Linked DNA regions of Mus musculus: region 2 is linked to region 1. Evidence: chromatin contacts called from ENCODE Hi-C data. All regions are on one chromosome and are shown on one strand. Each heading gives the region's core, a stretch centred on a gene start or an enhancer-like site at or near the end of the contact. The rest is flanking DNA. Distances are from core to core; before and after follow the strand shown.

Region 1 (5,223 bases), core at 935-3,434:
ATTCCAACCAGTCTGGAACTTACTATGTAGTAACAAGCTGACCCTAAATTAACAATCCTCCTGCCTCTGCCTCTGTTGTGATTACAGGCATGTCCCCTGCTACTACGGTAAATTTAATAGTTAAACTTCCCACTTTTAACTTGGTAGATACTATGGATCTAAATGTCTTCACCATGTGATCTAAGAATTTACATTAATAAATAAATAACATTAACTACAGGTTTTATTTTTAAATTCTATTTTGAGAAAGGAGGGCTGTAAAGATAGCTTAGAGCTCAGTCCCTTCCCTTTCCTTACTAGAACCAATCACTCTAAGTAACTGATCACTTCTAAATTCCTAAATTCCTACTAATGAGACATCAGGTAAAGGCTTTCAGGACCCACACCAGGCCCCACCCAGTGGAGTGGCTGTGAGCAGTGGTTGCTCATTGATATACCAGGAACAGGCTCAAGCAGCCAAGGTGAGGGTGCCCTTACGGTTAGGGCCTCCCGCCTACCAGCAGGACTTCTGACCAGAAAAATTTGCTTTCAACATCAACGCTTGAGGCACAGATGCAGAAAATGGGACCAAGGGAAGTAAGGTTAGCCATTTAAGGCCTCAGAGCTAGTTTCTGCTATGGTAAGTTAGCACTTACCTACACTGGTAAGTTAAGAGCAATTCATATAGATAGTAGAGACTGGGCCCCCTTCACTTTTAGACACCAGGCAGTACACCATTCTTAAAGAAAGGGATTTGGAAGGCAACAACTCAGAGAACAGAGATACACTGTTTCCTCAGTAACTTTGGGAGCCCGGGTTAACAATCCTCTATTACAACCATGAAACTAAGGGCTCAGTGTGTATTTCTGCTGAATCTGCTACTTAGCAGACGATGATGCGAGGCAGAGGGAGGTCACATGGGGCTGGCACCTGAATTTTCAGTTCAGTATGGTGCCCTCAGGAGGTGCTGATCCAAGGGTGGGGTTTCAGTGAACACTGCCAAGGACAGCATTGAGCTAACATCTAAATGCTTCCAGGAGATCTGTCAGGAACAGCATTTGGAGGCCCAGTAGGTTAAAGGGCTGACATTTTAAAATGTTATCTTACAAAGAAATCCAGTATCAAATTATGACCTTTGTGAATTCCAATGGTTCATGTAAATAACATATACATAATTTTTTAAGCACAGAAAAAACCCCAAAGCTTTTTCCATATATATTAAATTTATATTAAACTTTTGAAACAAAAAGGTTACTTTAACCCTGGACAACCCTATTCCTCTTCAAAAATTAAAATTTCCTTCTGGATTTCTGTAAAAGTTAACCAAAAGGATACAGCATTCGTGACTATCAAACGAAAAATTTAAGAAAACTTATTAACGAAAAACTCAGGATGATACTTCATTTGACATTGCAACAGTATAGACTGGACTTTAAAAATACCTTTTGGTTCTCCATTTTGTCAATTCCTCATACATTTAGTGTGTCTTTAAAAACGAAAAATCTGAAGTTCCTCCCCAAGTTCCAGTGGTTTAAGTAGTCCAATCGATTAAAGTTTTTTACTATCCTTAAAAGGAAAAAAAGTAAAGCAAGAATTAAGAGCTGATGAAAATGATTCACGTACACAAGAGCCCCCGGAAACAAACAAAAAATGACAAACCAGGTTTATTTTTGCCTTGAGGACAGACATTGCCTCTAGGCAGACCGCGCCAACAGACAGCAGTAAATTCCTCCATCAAACCCTTCTGTCACGAGACTTCAAGCAAACACAGAATCTACAGTGACAGTCCTCTCTCAGGTTCGAGATGGCTGTAGCAAGCACCCACCTGTGCACTGATCCGGGCTGCGGACGGAGCGCACGAGCCCGGGTTCCGATGGAGCACGCACCGAGCCTGCATCGGGGGAGATGCTGAAGTTTCTCGCCTGACACACACGTGCACAGGCTCAGAAGGAAGGACTTGTGAAGTGGCCTGAGAACAACCCTCCAATTCAGCCTCTGCGCTCTAAGCGCACGACCGGGCATTTACAAAGGGCTTTGGGATCTTGACCCCCTTTTTCAGGCTTCTTTCAATACACGAAGTACTGGGGCGAGGGAAGGATTCCCTAGGTGCCGAAATCACCGCGATGCCAAAGCGCACCGTACGCTGCGCTCCCGGTCCCAGGTACAGTCCCCAGCAGTAGCCCGCGTCCCGCCCGGCGCAAGCACTGGCTCCTCCTCCCCGCCAACTGCACCGCCCCCGGGGGCAGCCAGACAGCATCTCACGGTTTCCAGGGCGACGGCTCCGAGCCAATCAGTAAGCCCGGTGAAGGCCTGCGATTGGCTAGAGGTCCCCAAGGCGGGGCCGGACCTTCCGCCTTCGATTTAAAAATTTGGCGCGGAAAGCGGGACCGTAGCTGGCACCGCCCCCGAGTGCGCGGGGCTGGAGCGCGGGCGAGCCCCTCCCCCGCCCTCTGCGCGGGAGCTCGGCTCCTCCCCACGGGCCCCGGCGGGGCGGGAGGCGGGAAACGGCCGCCTTCACCCTGGCCTTCCCGGGATCCCACAACCCCGCCGCAGCAGTCTGCTCCCCGCTCACCTGTCAATCCTCCTTCAGAGCTGACGGTCCGGGGTGGCCCCGAATCCTGGCTGCGCGTCTCAGGGAGCCAGCGCGTCTCAGGGAGACTCGCTTAGCCCCGCCGCGCAGAGGTGGGTGCCGGGGGCGCCACCGGGGCCGGGGCTGGGGGGGGCCGGCGGGCGGGCCGCGGGAGCGTGGCCGTCCAGGAGCAGTCCAGCCCCCGATTTGAAATTAACCCGCTCCCGGCGCGAGCCGCTCCCGCGGGCGCGGAGCCTCCCCTCCCCCACGCCCGCTCTCCCGGCCCGGGGCCCCGCGCGCCAATCCGCGCCTCTGCACTGCCGCCGCGGCGAATCAGACTGTAGGCACCACCCTCCGACCCCGCCTACAGCCAGACTTGGGGAAAAGTCCTCAAAAACTTTTCCTTTTTCTTTTTTCCTTTTCTTTCTTTCTTTCTTTCTTTTTTTTTTTTTTTCTTTTTGCAAACACCATTTATCCGAGATCGAAGTTGGGGGATGAAATTTGGCTGGTCCAGAGCTGGCTGGCTAGGACTCGAGGGCTCCCCGCCATCCCCAGCTTGGTGCCACGTCAACCGGGTCTGCTCACCTGCCCTCTGGACCCTAGCGACACCGTTCCCTCTGCGACCCTTTGCATGACTGCTTAGCAGCTTCTGCTCCACGGTTTCCAGAAAGAAACGTGTGAGGAGGAAAGAGCTTCGTTGTCTGAAGCCCAAGGATGCGGGGCGTTGGCCGATCTCTGAACACGCAGGTGTGGGAGGAGGGAGAGAAACTCAGAAAACCCGCCAAGCCTGTCCCCAGTGTCCTGCGTCTGCCGATCCCCTCTTTGCTCTTTCCCGCTTTTCTTCCTTTTCCTTTTATGAGCTTCTGACATCGGCCTGGTATATCGAACAGGTCAAGGGAATTTTAGAGTTAGGAGACCATCTCGTCCAAAACCCTCATTTTGCAGAAGTGGAAAAAGAAGCTCGGCACCCCAACTATGCCTTTCCGTGCTCGAGTTCTTTTGCACCCGCCTTTGCCTTGTAACATTTCCCCTTTTCTGATCACTCTGGGATCGCCCGGACCGCATGTTGCCCAACCCGCTTACATCTAAGATTGTGGTTTGGGCTCTTCCTGCTTTTAACTTTGTATCTTCAGCCTCCAGAAGGACTCGGGGCCACGCAGTCCAAGTCCCATCACTGAGCTTGGCCATCAGTAAGCTAACCATCACTGACTTCAAGGGAGATACTGTGTTTTCCTGGCGGTGGTTAGGGCGTGGATGCCATAACACCGCCCCGGGATCCAGGTGCAAAGGGAATGCACACTGGGCAGAGGTCTAGGTGATGAGCCAGGGTCTTCTTCCTGAGGGTGGCTTCCAAGATGCTGCCACATCTTTGTGTCTCTCTGTTCAGTTCTAGTAGCTATCAGAAGCTCCGGTGCTCAGGGTCACCCAAGTGTTCCTCAAGACCAGGACTGGACCTGAATATTCACGTGCTATACATAGGGGCTGGCTGGCTGTAGCATCGGATGTAAAATAAAAATCCGTCATGAGGCAGGACAGGATGCTTACAGAACAGATACATCTTTACTGAGCAGGGACTAAGTTTAAATATATCACCAAGAAGTAGTGTGTGGGCTTCTGTCTAAGCCACTGTCTGTCAGGCTACTTGTCAAATCTTTCACCTGTCAGTGCTTAGCGCTCCGAAGGATTGAATGATGCCCAGCTTATATCCAGAGCCAGAATTCAGGACCTCTACCCTACCCCCAAGCCCCCACCCCTTACCACTTCTTATATCCTAGTGCCTTGCCTCAGAAAATTCTCAGGACAGCAAAGTCGGTGACTTGTAGTCCAGGTCACAGTCATTTCCAGCCCTCCCTCAACATGGGAGAAAGGGTGAGATACATCATTTTTGTTTAGTGGTGGCTTCCCTGTCAGTTGTCATCAAAGTCGTGGAGCAGAATGAAAAAATGGTGCTTCGAAGAGAGGTTTAAAGTCTTGACGCTGTCAGTCATGAGACCTTGAAAAGGAAGCAAGGATCTTGGGATTTAGCTCAGGGCAGAGGGATTACTTAACAGGCTCAAGGCCCCAGGGGTCATCTCCAGCATCATACGCAAGTATAGTGCGTCAATTTGAAGTTTGGTGTGATTTTAAAGGAAAGATGACCGCAGAATACCTTCCAGCTTACTGTGCAAACGAGGGGTTGGAGGACAAGCTTGAAGTCACTTTTCTTACTTTCCCTTCAAATCTTATTTTTTTGTTATTGATTATATAACCCAAGAAGATTTCCATGCCTTTGTGTCTGGTCATATGAGTTGCACAATAGCTCATATCTCACTGAGCTGGGCCAGTTTTTCCACCCCACTGTCACTCTTCTGTGTTGTACAACTCAGAAGATTGTGTAACATATTCAACAATAAATAAGTATTATGAAAAAAAGATATCAAAGGTAGGGGGATGACGGATGTCATCTCAGGTACTTAGATTCAAAGGTAACCTTAGGGGTTTCTGAATCGTGTCCCTTCCCATAATCATGGGCAAGTCCTCCCCCATGGCCAGGATAGGATGAGAGGCTAAGGAAATGTTTTTCTATTGGTGGGTTCTGAGACCTCTCTTTTTCACAGTCCCTTCCTCCCAGGTCCTTCAGTGACTAGCTGTATGTCTGTCCAGCTTCCTGTAGAGATTGGATTTTAGCCTTTGCC
Region 2 (5,223 bases), core at 692-3,191, 900 kb after region 1:
ATCATGGTGGGAAACATGGCATTGTGCAGGCAGACATGGTCCTGGAGGAGCTGAGAGTTCTACATTTTGATCCAAAGGCAGTAGAAGGGGACTGAGTTCCACATTGTGTGGAGTTTGAGCATAGGAGACCTCAAAGCCTGCTTCCACAATGACACACTTCCTCTAACAAGGCCACACATACTCCAACAAGGCCGTACCTCCTAATAGTGCCACTCTCCATGGGCCAAGCGTTCAAACATATGATTCTGTGGGGAGGACCATACTTATTCAAACCTTCACAAGGGGTAGGCAGGCTGTAAGAGGTTGGGAGGACTGGAGGGAAACCGTCTTCTGCACATACCAGGACCACTCGTAAAGCTAGCAGCTGGGGTTGCCTGCACGAGAGAAGCCAGTCAGCATTCTAACATGGCGTGGCTGGGGATTCTTGAGTACCCACTCCTGAGGAGCTATGACAGTGGATGTTTCTCAGAGAGGGAGTTTTCTTTAAGGCTGTGACCTCTGGTAGGTTGACCACACTCCTGTGGTTGTCCCCCAACCCAGAGTATATGGACCCCAGAAACTGGAATCCATGTTATTGTTTTTTAAAAGGATATAAAGGTGAGGGGTAGGGCCATGGGAGTGGATGGATCTGAGAGGAATTAAGAGGAGGAGTGGGAGGCATATGATCAAGAGACACTGTGTGATATTCTCAAAAATATTTTAAAAAATTATGATGTGAGCAAAATCCTGTTGGGGGAGGGTGTTAGCACCCCCCCCCCTGTTACCTGGCTAGGTATGCCTGAGTCACTACAAAAGGGGCTGCTTGTCCCCTCTGAGTCCTCTTGCCTTCTGGCTCCTGCCCCCCTCTCTCCCCATTCCCTCCCCCCTCTCTCTCCACGTGCTCATGGCTGGCCTCTACTCCTCTAATCCGCTACTCTCTCTCTCTCTCTCTCTCTCTGCCTTTTTCTGTCTCTATTACCTTCTTAACTCCCCTCCCCATGCCCTGAATAAACTCTATTCTATACTATTACTATACCATGCCCTCAGGGGGAAGAGGTGCCTCAGCATGGGCCCGCAGAGGCACCACTCCCCCCCCCCCCCCACCTGACTACACCTCCACCAAAACATATCCCTTCTCCCTTTATCTTTTTATAAAACACAACAGAGGGGAAGAGGAACTGCCCACCAAAGAGCTTCAGTGATCAGCAGTACACTGGCTCGAGGGTGTGCATGGTGGGAAGTTGAACTGAGCTGTCTGACACTATACTATGCAGGCCTAGCTGGCCATGTCCTCAAACATGCCCCATGCAGAGTCCAGCCTCATCTGCAGCCTGGAGGCTTTACCTACCCAGAATTACTGCTTCCCACCTGCCTAAGGGAACTCCACTGTTAGATACTAGGAATATTAGAAAGGAGGCAGCCTGAGACTCGGGAACCCTGGTATCCTCCCTAACCCCACAGGCAGGGCAGAGAGCATTTGTTGGCACATATCACACAGTCCACCTGTTTCCATTGTATAGGCTCAAGTTAATGCCTAAACTTTTCACACACGTGTAAGTCTTACCATAACCATCAGGTTACTGCAGTCATGAGAGTGCTTTACCAGTCAGGAAACTGAGGCCAAGAGAAGGCAGGTTACCTGCTCATGCTTAGAATTCAAGCATTCAGAAATAGAGTTCAAACTTAGGGTGTTTGTAAAGCCCATGGTTCTCACTTTATCACTTTAACCCCTAGTAGGGGTGTGGGGCTTGAGTGCACACCCACATACATCAGCATACAGGTTAATTTAAGGGGCTTTCTTGTCTTCCCCAGAGCCTCCGAGCCTGGCCTGCATTGGCCATCTCTGCCGCCAGAGGGCGCTGCGATAAGTCGGTGCTCAACCTTGTAAGCGCCGGCGCCTCGGTTGCGCAAGCGTCCAAGCCGGAGAGCGGTGCCCCGCCCCCTACGCCCACGTGACCCGGAAGCGCTCTCCGGACGGTTCACGCTCCGCGTGTGGATCGCTTTGGGGGCTCCCGCGCACCCGCGCCGCTCGTTCCCGGCTCCGGTGCCGCGCTGTGCGGCCGCGCGCTTGGTCGGCGGCCATGTGTTCGCTAGCGGCGGGGAACGGTGGGTGCCCCCTCGCGTAGGGCGGCGGGGCGCGGGTGGGCGGGCGCGGGTCTCGGTGCTGACCGTGTGTGCTCTGCAGGCCGTGGCGCCGAGCTGGGGCCGGAGCCCCTGGAACTGTCGGACAGCGGAGACGACGCGGGCTGGGAGGACGAGGACGCGGACACTGAGCCCGCGCACGGCCGGCAGCACACACCCTGCCTGTTCTGTGACAGGTTCGTGCCGGTGTGGAAGGCGCGCCGCAGCGCCAGCGAGCACGTGGCGGGCCCGAGGCTCCGGCCCGCGCGGGACGGTTGATTGACAAGGGGCTGCTCACGTGGTCCGGGGGGGGCGGAGCCGGGGACCGCGCTCTGGGTTTGCCTCTGCAGCCCAGTCAACCCCACCCCTCACTCTAATTCCCCCCCCCCACCCCCCATACTAAGTCAGGCCTGGCATACCATCACTCTGGAGGCTGAGGCAGGAGAATGGTCAGGAATCCCAGGCCAGCCTTGAGTCACCAAGCTAGACCCTCTCGAAAACACACCCAGAAAAAATCTGAACTTCACACCTTAGTCCTAAATTAGGGATTCCATGAAGGCTGGGTGTTTTTCATTCTGTTCCTTGGATACCAGACTTTGAAAGCGCATAGACTGGAAGCGCGCTTCCATTTCTACCATCCTATAATAGGACGTTCTCTTCTCATGTAACATTCAACTGAGCCATTTAGACAGAACTAGCTCACTTCCATGATTGAGGGAGGAACTGATGCTCTTTGTACTTAGGGGAAAATGAGGCTGCAGAGCCACCAACTTGTTCAAGGTCACGAAGCTGCTGTTTATATTCCTAGGACACACCTTCTTTTCACTTAAAATCCTGCATCTTAGATGGAAGTGACTTGGCTGAAAAAGGGGTGATTGATGTTGACTAGCGCTGCTGGGTCCCGCCCCCTGTGTCGGTTCCTGGTGCTGACTGGTGGCATATTAGTGGTCCTAGGTGGCGCCTCATTGGAGAGGAGAATGACTGCACACTCGTATTTATTGTATTTATTGAGCATCTGTGGTGCAGTGCCCTGTGATAGGCTGCGAGGATGATCCAGATGACCTGTCTTGGCAGACATTGAGAGTTGCCTGTGTGCTAGGCATACAGAAGTGAAGTGCGGAGTCTCTGCTGTATATTCGTTCGTGTCCTTCAGTGTTGGAGGTTACATACAAAAGAAGTGTTATTCTTCACGCTGTAGTGCAGGTGCTGTAGGACTACCAAGGTCACTTGAAATCTGGCACTTTGGGAATGTGCCAGCTGTATAATTGTGTGCTTTGTGTCTAAAAACACTATGCTGGGTTCAGAGGGAGGGGAAAGAGGCTCAACTAGGGAACTTTTGTGACTTGAGAGAAACCAAATATATCAGAGAGAGCTTTATTACCCAGAAGCCTCTGGGTAAATTTGGGGTATTCAGTGTTGTCTAAAACGGTTGTGGTGTAACGCCAGAGGGAGGGAGCTCCTCTTGGGACTTGCTGAGGAGTCCCCCTGAGGAATCTGCCAAAGGACAGGTTTAGGGACCCTGGGGAAGGGGGTAGAGGCAGAGGGAGGGGGACAGAGAAGGACAGAAAGAGAGAGGAAGAGGAGGAAAGGCCAGCCAGGGTCACAAGGGAAGAGAGAGAGGGAGAGAGTAAATGGAGAAAGAGAGAGGGAAGGTGAGGAGAGGAATGGAGGGGAAGGGAGGGGGTAGGCTGTTGCTAGGTAACTGTTGGGTGGAGCCTGGAGGAAGTGCTAACATTCAGTATTTTGACCTCCTCTGAGACTGTTCCAGGAGACTCTATGCTTGTCTCTTCAGGTTGTTCGCCTCTGCTGAGGAAACGTTTTCACACTGTAAGTTGGAGCATCAATTTAATATTGATAGTATGGTCCATAAACATGGTGAGTATCTCTTAGCATAAAGGCAGGTTTGCTTGTGAAGTTTAGATTGACCCTTTTTCCAGACCCTTTCTTTCCTTTGTGTGTAGTTCCCCCCAGCTGATGTTAGCTGTCTTCCTCAGTTGTGCTCTACTGTGTGCATTGAGGCAGGACCTCTCACTTGAACCTGGAGCTCGCTGACCCAGCTGCTCTAGCTAGCAGCTTTCTTGAATGATCCCTGGCTTCTGCCTCTCAAGCATTAACAGTACAAAAGGCTGCCACCTCTGCCTGGTGTTTTATGTGGTGCTGAGAATCGCAATCATGGCCTTATGCCTTCTGTGTAAGTGCTCTCACCCATTTTGCCACAGTTCTGACAATCTGAGTTTGTATCCCAGAACTCACACAGAGGTGGAAGAAGACAGCCAGTATTCTTTGACCTCCACTTGTGCAGGGTAGCACACTTACATATACACATCACACTCTCCCTCCCCCATATAGCGTACCCCCCACATGCATGATAATAAATAAATTCTTTAATGAAATGCAAAACACTTCAAAACCTGTTACCTGTGGCTAATTCTCAGCTTAAATATTTAAAAGTAACAAAATTGCAGCTCCTAATTCTTAATGCAAAATTCCAAATAATAAGTGATACTTTAGAGGTCGGAAATATATCATTGGAGGAAAATTTACAGATGAGTTAAAACAAATACATTGTATTAAAATCAATGAATTGTCTTTTCTCCTATTTAGGACTTGAATTTTATGGATACATTAAACTAATAAATTTTATTAGACTTAAGGTAAGTTGGAAACCTAATAATTTTATTTAGAAATTTTTGGAGTTCATAGAGACTGTCGCTGTCCTGATTATTTAGTAAATTTTGAGCTGTTGTTTCAAATTTGGCATTTTTCATCTTGTGGGAATTGTGGGCCTGAGAAAAGAGTGCTGTGTGACGCTCCAGGTGGACATGTCCCCTCTGCTTAGTCCTGTCATGTTTAACTAAACTGATCAGTACTATGCAGAAAGCAATATTAGATAAAAGGAAAACTATCAGTAAAATCAAATCATTTCTAGTCTGATTCAGGAACTTTGAGCTTTTAAAAATGTCCACAGTTTATTCTCTTTTAAATCTCTATCTTATTTTATGTATATGAATGTTTTGCCTGAATGCCTGGTGCCTGCAGAAGCCAAAAGAGGCCGTCAGGATCCTCTGGACCTTGGGTTAAAGATGGTTGGTTGTGAGCCCCCATGTGGGTGCTAGGAATTGA

Evidence for each region. Hi-C counts contacts between places; a loop is a spot of excess contacts on that map.
Region 2: a map of T-helper 1 cell shows a loop between it and region 1 (6-fold over the local background). The contact joins the promoter of Prmt3 here to the promoter of E2f8 in region 1. A Hi-C loop is called at or near these places in 2 of 37 maps with a recorded cell type or tissue (T-helper 1 cell and regulatory T cell).

What each region holds. Positions count from the first base shown.
Region 1 is chr7:48,878,857-48,884,079 of GRCm38, forward strand. It overlaps E2f8 (E2F transcription factor 8), which reads right to left and starts at 2,185. Exons shown (of 13, transcript NM_001013368.5): 1 at 1,805-2,185; 2 at 1,422-1,545. The coding sequence starts at 1,436. It overlaps Gm2788 (predicted gene 2788), which reads left to right and starts at 2,444. Exons shown (of 2, transcript NR_155436.1): 1 at 2,444-2,661. LOC115486422 (a long non-coding RNA gene) reads left to right here. Exons shown (of 3, transcript XR_882082.2): 3 at 1,665-1,768.
Region 2 is chr7:49,776,417-49,781,639 of GRCm38, forward strand. Prmt3 (protein arginine N-methyltransferase 3) reads left to right here and starts at 1,942. Exons shown (of 16, transcript NM_133740.2): 1 at 1,942-2,085; 2 at 2,165-2,297; 3 at 3,893-3,975; 4 at 4,705-4,754. The coding sequence starts at 2,061.